2 separate regions of the Homo sapiens genome follow, and region 1 is linked to region 2. Evidence: chromatin loops called from intact Hi-C (ENCODE). Cell type or tissue: PC-9. All regions are shown on one strand. Links, peaks and the distances in the headings refer to the core of each region. The heading gives the core; the rest is flanking DNA.

Evidence for each region. Hi-C counts contacts between places; a loop is a spot of excess contacts. Peaks named below come from ENCODE experiments on the same cell type or tissue, not always from the same donor. Only the 100,000 strongest peaks of a DNase experiment are listed, where the experiment ranks them.
Region 1: it touches region 2 in a loop (5-fold over the local background); 3 of 110 quality-filtered maps call a loop at or near these places.

The regions. Positions count from the first base shown.
Region 1 is chr3:161,290,033-161,300,485 of GRCh38, forward strand. It overlaps LOC112268450 (a long non-coding RNA gene), which reads left to right. Exons shown (of 2, transcript XR_002959658.2): 1 at 1-7,669. Among named protein-coding and RNA genes, the nearest start is that of NMD3, 74 kb to the left of the region's middle. In PC-9, for the core only: no CTCF peak of the experiment used is centred there; DNase peaks (open chromatin) are centred at 1,359 and 1,679; H3K27ac peaks cover 915 bases.
Region 2 is chr3:161,370,803-161,373,302 of GRCh38, forward strand. It overlaps SPTSSB (serine palmitoyltransferase small subunit B), which reads right to left and starts at 715. Exons shown (of 3, transcript NM_001040100.2): 1 at 633-715. RefSeq lists enhancers at 188-742, 743-1,297. In PC-9, for the core only: CTCF peaks have their summits at 1,104 and 1,307; a DNase peak (open chromatin) is centred at 919; H3K4me3 peaks cover 2,326 bases.

The DNA of each region.
Region 1 (10,453 bases), core at 1-2,500, 81 kb before region 2:
TTAATTCCCTCAAAAAACAGTATGATGGAGATAAAAGACAGACATTCTATTTCTAATTATTTCCACAAATTTATTGAGAACCTACTAACAGGTTAGACACTGGCATGACCTGAAGATGCAATTATGAATAAGACACACATAATGCTTGCCTTCAGGGAGCTTTCAGTCTTTTCTACTTTCATGTCTTGATTCCTCAATTCATTTTTGCTTTCCCTGATAAATCAAATGTTGCTTCAGGTGGTGGTGAGCCAAGTCGGACTATTCCTTCTTGCTTACCTGAGAGGTGAATGAACATCCAGGGGAAGGGGCTGCTGCTGCTGGTGGTAGGAGAAGCAGCAGGTGGCTTGGCAGAATTATGTCCTCCTTCTGACTGCACTCATGATGATTGTAGCATGCCCAGTTTCTTCAGTTCTCTCCAACAGGAACCACAGATGATCTCAGTGGTGGCCTTGTGCATCTTGCTAATCACAGGTTGGGTCTTGTGAGTGTAGGCTTGATCTCCTGGAGTAGGTACCCAGAATGGATAGAGCCAGGGGGCAACAGGAGGCCAAACCAAAAAAGCCAAGTCCATTTCAGATCCAATGGGATGAATAGTGAGGGGCAAATTTCTAAGTTTAGAGGTGATATTGGACAAGGATGAAGCTTGTTGTTGTAGGAGAAGCTGGAGATTAAGAGTTAGGTAGTTAGTGGATCCAAGAGTTTTGTGGTAAAAAGAACTGGGATGTCCAGAGCTCTCTGTTCTTGAATTTCTGGGATTACTTAAAGAGACAGGGCTATGGTCAGGCACGGTGGCTTGTGCCTGTAATCCCAGCACTTTGGAAGGCCGAGGTGGGAGAATCGCTTGTGCTCAGGAGTTCAAGCTCAGCCTGGGAAGCATAGCAAGACCTGGCCTCCACAAATAATTTACAAAATTAGCTGGGCATGATGGCATGCGCCTGTAGTTCCAGCTACTCAGAAGGCCGAGGCAGGAGGATTCCTTGAGCACTGGAGGTCAAGGCAGCAGTGGGCTAATACTGTGCCACTGCACTTCAGCCTGGGTGACAGAGCAAGACTCTGTCTAAAAGAAAAAAAATACAAGGCTAGGTCAGACAGTGGTGTGTAGTTCTGTGGGCACAAACAAAGAATCATAAAATGTAGTCCTTGCCCCTTAAGGAACCTATATTCTAGCTGTGAAAGAATAATCACACTTTTAAAAAAAGAATGGAGTAAGATGAGATTACATTTAATCAAAGACTAGAGTACTAGAGTACAGGTGTTTGTAGAAGAGGGTTGGGTCAATGTGAGCTAAAGGCTTGGGAAGGTCTTGTGTGCCTCAGGGCACAGGCAGGGTTCAGAGATCCTGGCTCATTCACAGCCAGCAATACATGTCATATAGTCACCTCCCATGCTAGAAACCGCAGTGAAGTCTGTGCCCAGGCTACAATTAATGTGAACAAAGCTAAGGACAACAGTAGAATGCTCAGAAGAATGCCATCTTGACCTCAGTCAATTCAACTTTCTCTTTCTGAATACTGTACGAAGAAATCTCAATTATCATGAAAATATTCCCGGCTCTCATAGTTGAGTATGGGAAAGCCAAGAGCTCCCCAAACCCTATTGTGTGGCAAGGAGTGGTGGACAAAAATGGTTGCCTCAGATGCAAGGTTGGCATTTTGCCACATTTGGATGGCACAGGTGGATAGGCCTTTGGGTCTGGGCAAATTTCCCAGCTCCACCTGGGGTCTGACTCACGCTGCCTGCCTGCAATGCCCTTTCTGTGGCATGTTTTCTGTTCTGCTAGATTACCTTTCACTGGTTGAAAAGACAACCTCTCATCACTGAGATTGAAATGTTTAAAAAGACGACATCTCACCACTGAGACTGCAGGCATGCATCTCTTGGTACTAGATGGAGCCCTGTGTCTCCTGGTGTCTCTCCTCAGAGCACACACCTCCCCCAGTTGTGCACATGTCATTCTTGCACTTGTGTTAGGAGGCATGGAATTTTGAGTTTCTTGAGGCATGAAGGAAGATGTGCTCATCAATAACTGTCTTCCCTGCCTTTGCTTTGCCAGTAGGAGAGAGCTGGATAATAAAACTTGTGATTTATTTGGACCAACTGCATTAGGAATTAACAGTGGTGATTTAATTCCAGTAATGCTTGACCTCTTCTTCTGCATTTTGTCTGTTTCTTCAAGCTGTGCCCCTGCTATAAGTGACTGATAATCACTAATTCTAAACTTGCTTAAAGAGTATAAAAGGGGCTGTGTGCAGTGGCTCATGCCTGTAATCCCAGCACTTCAGGAGGCTGAGATGGGTGGATCGAGACCAGCCTAACCAACGTAGTGAAACCCCGTCTCTTCTAAAAATACAAAATTAGCCTGGTGAGGTGGCGCATGCCTGTAATCCCAGCTACTTTGGAGGCTAAGGCAGGAGAATCGCTTGAACCTGGGAGGCGGAGGTTGCAGTACCGGAGATTGTGCCATTGCACTCCAGCCTGGGCAACAAGAGTAAAACTCCATCTCAAAAAAAAAAGAGTATAAAAGGGTACATGTCACCTGAAATCTCAATAGAATTTTATTTGTCACCACATAATTTTGTAAGACTTTCAAAATATTTCCTGAATTATTACCACATGATTGAAAAGTCCAGACAACTGGCTGGCTCATTTTTTGACTGACTGACTTACCTTTACAAGTGTTTTGAGGGGACCTTGCAATTGTAAAGTGATGAGTTTGTTGGTCAATTAATTAATTATTTTAACACGTTTATTGAGTATCTATTCTGTCATGCTCTGTTCTAGCTGTTGGGAATAGAGCAGTGTATAATACGGAAACCTGCCCTCGTTTAGGGGAGACAGATAAATAGAAAACAAAGGAAAGAAAGTAACTGGTGATTTGAGCATGAGAAGTACTGTGGAGAAAAATCAGGGAAGGGCATGTAGGCTGCTTGTTTGGGAAAGCAAGTAGGAAAAACATTTCAGTTTTGAATATTGTTGTATGGAAAGGCATTGCTGAGAAAATGACATTAGAGCTGTCAACCTAAATAACAGAGAGGCTTTCTAAGAGAAAATGGTATTTATTTGGGAAGAGAGCATTGCAATGGGAATATAACTGCCATGGTAAACTATGTGTGCATTCAGGAGATAAAGGCAGACATGGGTTTTTTAAGGGAAAAATGAGGAGGGTTACATAATTTTTTTTGCTTGTTTTTTGAGACAGAGTCTCACTCTTTTGCCCAGGCTGAAGTGCAATGGCCCAATCTATAAAGTAGTTATAACTACCTTATATCCTTTTAGAAATGGGGAGTGATGGATGAATACAAACACAATTTAAAAGAAACTGCAGTGTACTTAGTAGCCTGGAACTGGGAAGAAAGTAGCCATGGCTTTGGAAAAAGCCACCCTCCAGCTTGACCTTGCAAGATGAGGATTCCCATTTCTTCACTCTCCCTGCCGCAGCCTTTCTCCTCTTGCTTGTATTCAGGGTTCCCTCTGGAGCTGGGGGAGGAGGAAAGAAGCAGGATTCTCTGAATCCTCAGCCCTGACTACTGCAGCCCATGTGGCCACATAGCATGGTGGTTAGGAGCACGGACTGAGATCAGACAAACAGTTCATACCCTGACCACCTGGGGTCTGAGTTCTCAGCTCCATCTGTAAAATGAAGATAAAAAATAATAGCTACCTATTAAGAAGGAGGAGGATTAAGTAGGATAATGTCCACAGATAAAATGCATAGCACAGAGCTGATACATATAGACACTATGAATGTCTTGCCTGTTATTTTTATTATTTGACATTCTTTAATTTTGAAAAGACACACTGGACTTGATTAAGATCTGGCTCTTCATTGTCTCCAGTCAAATGTCCTGTGGCGACTCTCTGTGGTACTGACCCTTCACATCTTGGTTTGATATGGCTTACTGCAAATAAAACAAAACCAATATGAATAGTGAATAAATCCAACAACCACAGCCAGCTTTCCACTTCCTAAAAACCTCAGTAATGCTAAGGATGGGGCCACACAGAGATGCAAGGAAGAGAGGACAGTGAGGAGGGAGCTGCATCAGGAACTACCTGTACTTTGTAACCTCATCCCCCTCCTCCCAATACCTGTGAGCACTTCTTCAGGTTCTGTTAGTAGAAAATGATGTAGCCAAAGAGGATTGAAAAGTCCAATTAAATATATTTTACTTAATTGTGTTAGAATAAAAGAAAGGTTTTTTCAAAAAGCTCACGTGTTTGGTAATTTTTTTTTCACCATATAAACATGTTGAACCACTGACCTTTGTGCAGAGAGAGGGTACAGTGGAGGGAGTGTATGGCGGTGGACTCCCAGGTGCAGGCTGTATAAACTTTGGTCAAGTCTGAAGCTTCTACATCTGTAAAATGGGGAGAACATTTTCCTCACAAGGCTGTTGAGAGGATTGAGGCACGTGGTGTGTGGGAAGGGTCCTAGCCAGAATAGGTTTTTAATGATGTTAGTGTGATTTTTTTGAAGCCCTTTCTTCAATTTTTTCACTTTTTTTGCCACATCATTGGAACTGCTTAATTATTCAGGATTTTTATATCGAGTTTATGGATTATGGAAGCCCTTTGCTAATAGGTTTATCTCCTGATGACTTTTAAAACTGCAATATAACTGCATATCAGCATGTCAATTATGAGAAACAGCAAACAATTCAACATCGATACTGCTGAATGCCTTGGTAAAATGGTTTTTATAAAAAGGAGTTTGAAAGTATAGTTAAAATATAACTTCATGTTTTTAATGTTTATTTGACCTATGGACATAGTTTGCAAGTTGATAGTTTTTCTCACTTTTAAAGTTTTTTTTTCTGATTATGCACTTATCACAAAAATGTGAAGATCAGAATAAAATCACCCATAATCTTATTGCCAAGAAATAACCACTTGTAACTTAATTTTTTCCCTTTGATATGCATAGCTCTTTATATGACTTTTTCCACTTAAAAGTATATCTTAAGTATTTTCCCAAATTACTAACATTGAAATTGCTTTCATAATGGATGTACTGTGATCTACATAATTATTTTCCTAATTTAGACAATAAAGTTTGCCTAAGCTTCTTCACAAGAAATGCTTTTGAATGTGAGCTTTTGTCTGCATTTCTAATTAATACCTGAGCGTGAATTCCTAGGAGTAAAATTATTGGGACAATCTTATTTATTAATTGTGGTGTAACAAACCACCTTAAAACTTAGTGACTGAAAACAACACTAATAATTTATTTGCTCCCAATTTTGCAATTTGGGAAGGGCTCTTTGGGGACAATTTGTCTCTGTTCCACATAATGTTAGCTGAGGTGACTTCACTGGGGCTGGAGACCCACTTCCAAGATAGCTCACTGATACAGCTGACAAACTGATGCTGGTTGGTGGCTGGAGGCATTGAGTGCCCTCCAGATGGACTTCTCTACTGGGTTCCAGGAGAGAGGAAGTGGAAGCTGTTAGTTCTCTTAAAGGCTAGGCACAGAACTGGCAGAGTGCCTTCCACCATGCTCCATTGCTCAAAGTGGTCACAGGCCAAATTCCAGAGTGTGGTTAAAATAGGCCACACCTCTTTCCAGGGGATGGGTCAAAGAATTTGTGGCCATAATGAATTTACCACAAAGAGCATATTGTTGAAGGGTCTTTATGCATATTAGCAAATCACTTTCCAGAAAGGTTGTCTATCATTACACTCACCTACATTAAATATTAAAAATTTTAAAAATCTCTACTTATTCATTTGGTGAAATGTGGGATCTCATTGTTTTACTTTGAACTTACCTAGTGCACTTACACAGACTTGATAAAAATTTATATTTCTTCCTTTGTGTAAGAAAGAAATATAAATTTCATTTTTGGAGTCAATTTGTTTAAGTGTTAACAATCTTATAGAATTACAGGAGTTGTTTATATGTATTATTGACATTAAGAATGTGTCACAGTTGTAAGTATTCCTTTCAGTTTTCTTAATTAAAAATAAAAAACCTCTTCCTCTTAATTGAGAAAAAATTAGACAAAACAATTTCCTATTAAATTCACATGATCTTATGAGTCCGGCTGCCGTGCATTGATCTCAAAACAATGATATATGTTTTACATTTTAATAGAATCTTTTAAGTCAATTTCAGTTTTACTCATCTAACATGTCACCAGAAACCCAGAAATTAGTATGATTTATTAATTATCTTTATTTTGGAGGGACTGAATCCAGAAAGTTTGGATAAGTTTATCAGAATAAAAATGGAGGAACAAAAAACTGTGTCATCATCCCTTAATTTGCTCTTTGTACCTTAACTGGTGGGAAAGCCTCTAAACCTCCCTGAGCCTCACATTTTTAAACTGTAAAGTAGGGTAATAGCAGGGACACTGTGAGGCTTACAGAAGATATTTATGAGGGGCCTAACATGTAATGGTATGTAGTGGGCACCATCATTACTCACCTAAGTTCTCCGTTGTGAACCTAGGAAACGCCTTATTTCCAGAATATCAGAGTAAGTTCTACAGATGGCTTTCCAGGGGGGAATTTGGGTTGTATGAGTGCTGTTATCCAGCCCACCTCAGTTGGTGTCCATTAGTCGGTGGTAGTCGGCACCACATGGTGTGTTGCACAGGGATGCAAACTCGATGCCTTGCCCTAATGGCACATCACTAATGTCAGGCCACAGCTGGAGCAACTGTCTCTGGGATTGTATGATACACTCCTTGAGAATGACTCTTGAGGAGCTTCTTGGAAGAATTTGATGTCCAATCTTAATATTCTGAGAGTTCCATGCTAGTATTGTGACTAATTATACCTTATACCACTTGCGTGCCACTTGATAGTTTTCACAGGACTTTATGTGTTTTTGTCTTCTTTGATCTTCACAGCCATCCTGGGAGGCCAGCCATTCAGATATTATTTCCCTGTTTTACTCACGAGAAAGTCAAGGCTTGAATGGGTTATGACTTGCCTAAAGTTACAAAGTGAGGAAGTGCCAGTCCCAACACCAGATGGCTCCCACAGGCCCCATCCAGAGCATTTCTATTTGATTGTATGCTGCCTAACTCCCCACCGAGGACATAGTAACAGATGGCCCTGAAATGAGGAGGTCTACAGGATGGATTGTTTTTCTCTTTTGCATTAAAATGGGTTTGCAGAGTGTAGTAGCCAGTGTGGATTCTGGAGTCATCTGGAGTCATTGTCTGCATTTGGATGCTGGCTTTATCACTTAGCTCTGTACCCTTTCTTGCAAAAGGAACTCAGATAAAACAAATGTAACTTTCTGAAGTTTTAAGACCAGAAAGGTCAATTTCTATGTTTATTCAAAAGAAACTTAACCTCTCTATGCCTCAGATACTCCATCTGTAAAATGAGAATAACACTGGTAGCTAACTCATAGGACAGTTGGGGGATTACATTAGAACATCTATGCAAAACAAAAGCACAAGGCCCAGAACCATAGTAAACACTAACTAAAGCCTCAGTTCTTTCTTGGTATGATCTGTGAAACCTTCAAAATGTCTGTGCTACTGGCCTTTCACTATGCTTTGTACTTCAGGCATTGGCTTCAGGAAGGCTCTGTTAAAAGAGAACCATCCTCCATGAGACAAGACCTGTCCTTTCCATGGGAGAGGCAGTCATTGACAAGTGTCCTCCAACACATTTTCCCAGTTTATCATATTGGCACTGAAGGAACACTCAGGTAAGTATTAATTGCCTTGAGATTAAAAAAGGAATTCAGCCATTAACCACTCTTAACATTTTGTTGTATTCACTGCCCATTTTATATAACCACTTAAAACTGGAATCATATCGTGTAAAGATTTTTTGTCACTTGTTTTCTTTACTTCGTGTTTATATTATCTTTACATCTTCTTACTAATAAAAAAAACTTGCTTTCACAGTTGCATTGGATTCCATATGTGGAGTTACTATTATTTATTACCAATTTGGTATATGGGACAGTTAGTTTTATTTTCCTGTTGTAAGTAATGCTATAGTAAACATCCTTCTACACACATCTTTGAGATGTTCTGTCTTTATATCCTTAGAATAAATTTCTAGAAGTGTAATAACTAATTCAAAGAGTATATGCAGTTTGAGAAATATTGCTGAACTGCCTCTTAGAAAGTTTTAATTATTTACTACTCCCACCAACAGTATATGTCAGTATCAGGGAGCAATTCATTCCAGCCCTTCCACATTCTCTCATAACCAACTGTTCTTCCCACCCTTCATTCTAAATGTAGTCCTCTATGAAGCCTCTACTTTAGATCAGCCCTTGGTTCCAGCTACATTGTTTCATTTAGTGTCTCCTAAACATCCTCTGTGGGCACCCTCTCTAGGACTTTGCCTTTTTTTTTTATTTCTGGAAATGTCTTCTTCCTCTTATCTCTGCATCATAGATCCTTAATTCAAGTCCTAATTCATATGTAAACTTTCCTGATTGTCTGACTTAGTAAATTACCTCACCCCTGAAATCTCTCAACCCTACATTGTACTCTGTCTTCATCAGTCATTTGGTACTCATCACATGCTGCCTTATCTGTGAATTAGCTTTGTATGCATTCCTATATTGGTTTCTGAAGGACTTGTATAGAACAGAATTACACTTAAAAATTCTTTGTATTGGCTGGGTGCGGTGGCTCACACCTGTAATCCTGGCACTTTGGGAGGCCACCTGAGGTCAGGAGTTTGAGACCAGCCTGACCAACATGGAGAAACCCCATCTCTACTAAAAATACAAAATTAACCAGGTATGGTGGTACATGTCTGTAATCCCAGCCATTCAGGAGGCAGAGGCAGGAGAATCACTTGAACCCTGTTGGTGGAGGTTGTGGTGAGCTGAGATCACACCACTGCACTCCAGCCTGGGCAACAAGAGGGAAACTCCGTCTCAAAAAATAAAAAAATCCCTCGTATTGTTACTGAAATGCCAGGGGTTTGTTCTAGGTCCTACTGCTCACTGCACAGAAAGCTAGTCATTGAGACCATGAGTATTGCCAGGGAAGAAGGCTTAATCAGGTGCTGCAGCCGAGGTGATGGGAGATCAATCTCAAATCCATCACCTTGACCAACTAAAATCAGGGGTTTATATAACATGGAAGAAATGTAACTACATGCAGGAAAACATGAACTCAGGAGGCATAAAGAAGAGGAGTTGGTCAAGAGGCAGCAGGTGGTCAGTTAGGCAGTCATGATGAGTGAAGGGACTGGCTTCTCATTGTTTGGCTGTGTTGATCTGGTAAGTGTCAGTTCCTTGATACCATCTGGGAGGACTTATGGTTGGTTTCTTGTGAAAGGAACTCAGATAAGACAAATGTAACTTTCTGAAGTTTTAAGACCAGAGAGTCAATTTTTATGTTTATTCAAAAGAAACCATAAACATAAGTTCTGTGGGGACAGTTGGGCCGGTTTCAATATCACTCATAACATACATAAACGTGGCTTTGTGTATAACTACACTGTAATATATACGCATGTATAATGTGTATAATAGAACTCCAATGAGGGATCATAATGAAAACTTAAATTGCCTTTTGGTTAACTGCCCTACCAGATCAGACCCTTTCCATTGTTCCAGTCATCAACAAAAAACAGACATCTAGGAGGCTTAGATACTCAGTCTTCTTGAACTTAAACCTCCAGTGTATTATGCTTATCTAAATAAAAAATGATAGGGACTCTTTTTCACATAGCACTTAGGGAATAGCTGGATTCAATTTTAAATCATAAAATTGTAATAAGAATAATCTGGTCAATGTCTAGAATCAGGAATCAAAGCCAATTTGACAAAGGACATATGTACACAAACAATGAAACTAAATATCAATCTTATAAAATATTTAACCTGAAAGATGTAGGAAATCTTAATACTGTTAGTGATAAAAAATGATAGCTCTTTCAAGAAATGCTGAGATTGGGCCAGGTGTGGTAGCTCACGCCTGTAATCCCAGCACTTTGGGAGGCCTAGGAGAGTGAATAACCTGAGGTCAGGAGTTCAACACTAGCCTGGCCAACATGGTGAAACCCTGTCTCTACTAAAAATACAAAAAATTAGCTGGGCATGGTGGCGTGTGCCAGTAATCCCAGCTACTTGGGAGGCTGAGGCAAGAGAATCGCTTGAACACAGGAGGCGGAGGTTGCTGTGAGCCGAGATCACGCCGTTGCACTCCAGCCTGGGCAACAAGAGTGAAACTCTGTCTCAAAAAAAAAAAAAAAAAAAAAAAGGAAATGCTGAGATTGAACAAATGTTCAATAAGTCACATTATGTATATAAGTAGGTACATAATGCAAACATGCCACAAGAAGCTAAAAATTCTATAATTCCATTAATTCCACAGTGCATTTAGAGATAACAATTGCTCTTCATCATTGGTTTTAAATGATCTAGTTAATATTACTGTCAATCTTATAAGATAAGGAATATGAAAAGGTAGTTATGTGACATTTACAATCTTACAGTTTATAGACACAGTTTATAGAG
Region 2 (2,500 bases), core at 1-2,500:
TAAACATTTCCCCACCTTCTTCATCCCCATGGCAAAGTTAACTATTTAGCTAACTCTAGCTGGCTGTCTTTTGGTGAAGAAGTTTGGTTACTTATAAAGGATGACTTAAGTATCTTTGAGAAAATACATACTGCTTAATACTTACAAGAGAATGTTAAAATGTATTCCTTGTTGGAAATTCTTCACTTTTTGGCAGGTGACTTGTGTGTACTATTGCCTAAAGTACAGTAGTTTAAGTAGCTTATGGGCAGAGAGGGATTGTATAGGAGCACGGAACTAGGTAAAGATGAATATTTAAGAAGGAAACCAAGCACAACCCAATGATATTTTCCTGAGTCGTTAATGGACTACACGAAGGTAAATAGTGAAAATAGTAAAGAAATTTTCTCTTCTTTTAGTTTGGAAAGTTTCAGTGTTAAAGTTTGGCTTCTACTGAGTGAAACATCTTAGTTTCCCACATAGTGAAAGGTAAATGGAAAAATCCATCAATTCTGAAAATTGTAATGCAGTTAAATAATAAACTGATAAATTGCATTAAAGCTCAGTATTAATTTTTTCCTCCTATAGAGACAGGAATTCTATCCTACTAAAGCTACTTAACAGTTCAAGTAGGTATTTTGGAAGATGCTTACCTCCCAGTTGGGTGTATCTCCCTGCGGCTTAGGTGAGCGCCGAGGCTTTGGCTCCTCCCCAGCTGCTGCGAGCTTCCCACTGCGCCGGGCGCCTGGGAGCCTCCCGGAGTTAGGTGTTCGGCCCCGCCCTCAGGACTCTTGCTAAAACTCAAATTCTACCTGGCTAATTCCGGTGATTAATTATTGACAAAAGGAAAACACTCCTACGCAAACTTGTGTCCAACCGCACTGCTCCCAGCGACTCCTTCCAGAAGAGAATGCCTGCTGCAACACTCCCCTCCCCCCCTTGCTCTATGGTCCCAACTTCTCATACGCTGCCACTCTTAGTCCTGGGCGATCAGACTGGTCCTCGGAGGAATGCAGCCCAACGACTTCTACATTTTAAAATCTGGTTTTCTGCAGCTCGTTCGCAGTTCTCCAGGGACCAGCCTCTCGAGAGGGGGCGCTTTCCCGGTGCAGGGGAAGCCGGGGCTCCGAGAGCAACAGAGGCGGCTGAGGCGTCGCTGTCACCTCCGGCTGCTGCAGTAAAACCCCGAGCCGAGGCGGGGACGGGGAGGAGGGGATAGGGAGGCGCCCTCCCCCGCTCTGGGGCTGGGATCCCCGACTCTACTGAAGGGGCACGTCCTTTGGCGGTGGTAGAGGGGCGGGCGGATAAACAGGAGGTAGAAGGTGGGAGCTCTGGGGCTTTAGCCTAAGCTGCGTTAAAGCGCTCAGGGAAAGCCCGCGCCCAGCATCCATCGGGCTGCAGACTTTGGCAAGGGGGCGAAGAAGCCCGGGTGTAAGCGCAGCAGGACTGCGTCTGAAACTCGGCATCAGGCTGCTAAGTGAGCCCAGGGCTCGGGCTGGGGCAGCGGGCGGCCAAGCAAGCATCCCACCCCATTTATTTGTCAAAAACCGAAGAAAGCAAAGCCTTTTAGCACTGGCAGCTAATTTTGGTGCCTCTGAACGTGTGAAACGCCCCTCCCCGCCCCACTCGCATCCTGCCACCTTGCCCGCGGTAGCTAGGAGGTTAATCGTTAAAAAGGTGGACTCCCCCAGGGAAATAGATGAAAGGATCGTGCCCGGAGAACTTGTGTGTGCCCACTCACAAGTGCAGAGAATTAATCTCGGCCCGGACTGCGGCAGGAGGGCAAACTGGGGAAAGAAGGCTGGGAGGCGGCCCGGTGGTGCAGAGACGCGCGGCGCCTGCTCCCGCGGCTCCCGGGGCTGGCGTGCCCTGCGCTTACGCTCCGCGCTCGAATATCTTCCCCGGAGGGCTCGGGACCAGCGCGAGCACCTTCCCTGGAAGCCCACATCCATCACCCAGCGATCTCCTCTCCATCGAGAGCAGGGCTTGCTGAGAGTGGCGGAGGACCTTGAAGGCTCCCGGTTCTGTATCTCCGTGGCCGAGACGCTTTCTGCTCGAGGCCCAGGGGAGTCCGGGAGCGAAAGCCTCTTTTGATGAATGAGCATTTGGGCAGTATCTGCCCATCAGCCCCCACTGCCGAAGGAGGAGACACTGCACATGCTCGGCCAGGGCTGATTGTGTTAAAGCGCGAATTTTAGCTGCTGGCAGGTCTCTGCTCATCCTCACAACGCGCTTTCAGCGGGTTCCACACTGCCAGGGCTATTACGAAGAGGGAGGCTCACGTTATTGGGCGGTGGTGTCTCCATGCAGGAGGGAGGATGTCCCCAGAGGAAGCTAAAGGTAGATGGGGGCAGGGAAGGGAACCAATAGAAACAGAGCACCTGCTTGGGCCCGTGTTAGCCATTTTACGTAGTTATCATTTCCTTCTGCTCCCGTGTCTAAATAGCAGCAACCACTGCTAGTGTTATTTATTTCTTTATCACTTTATGTTGGTCACATTCCTTATCTTTTGGCTTCTCGC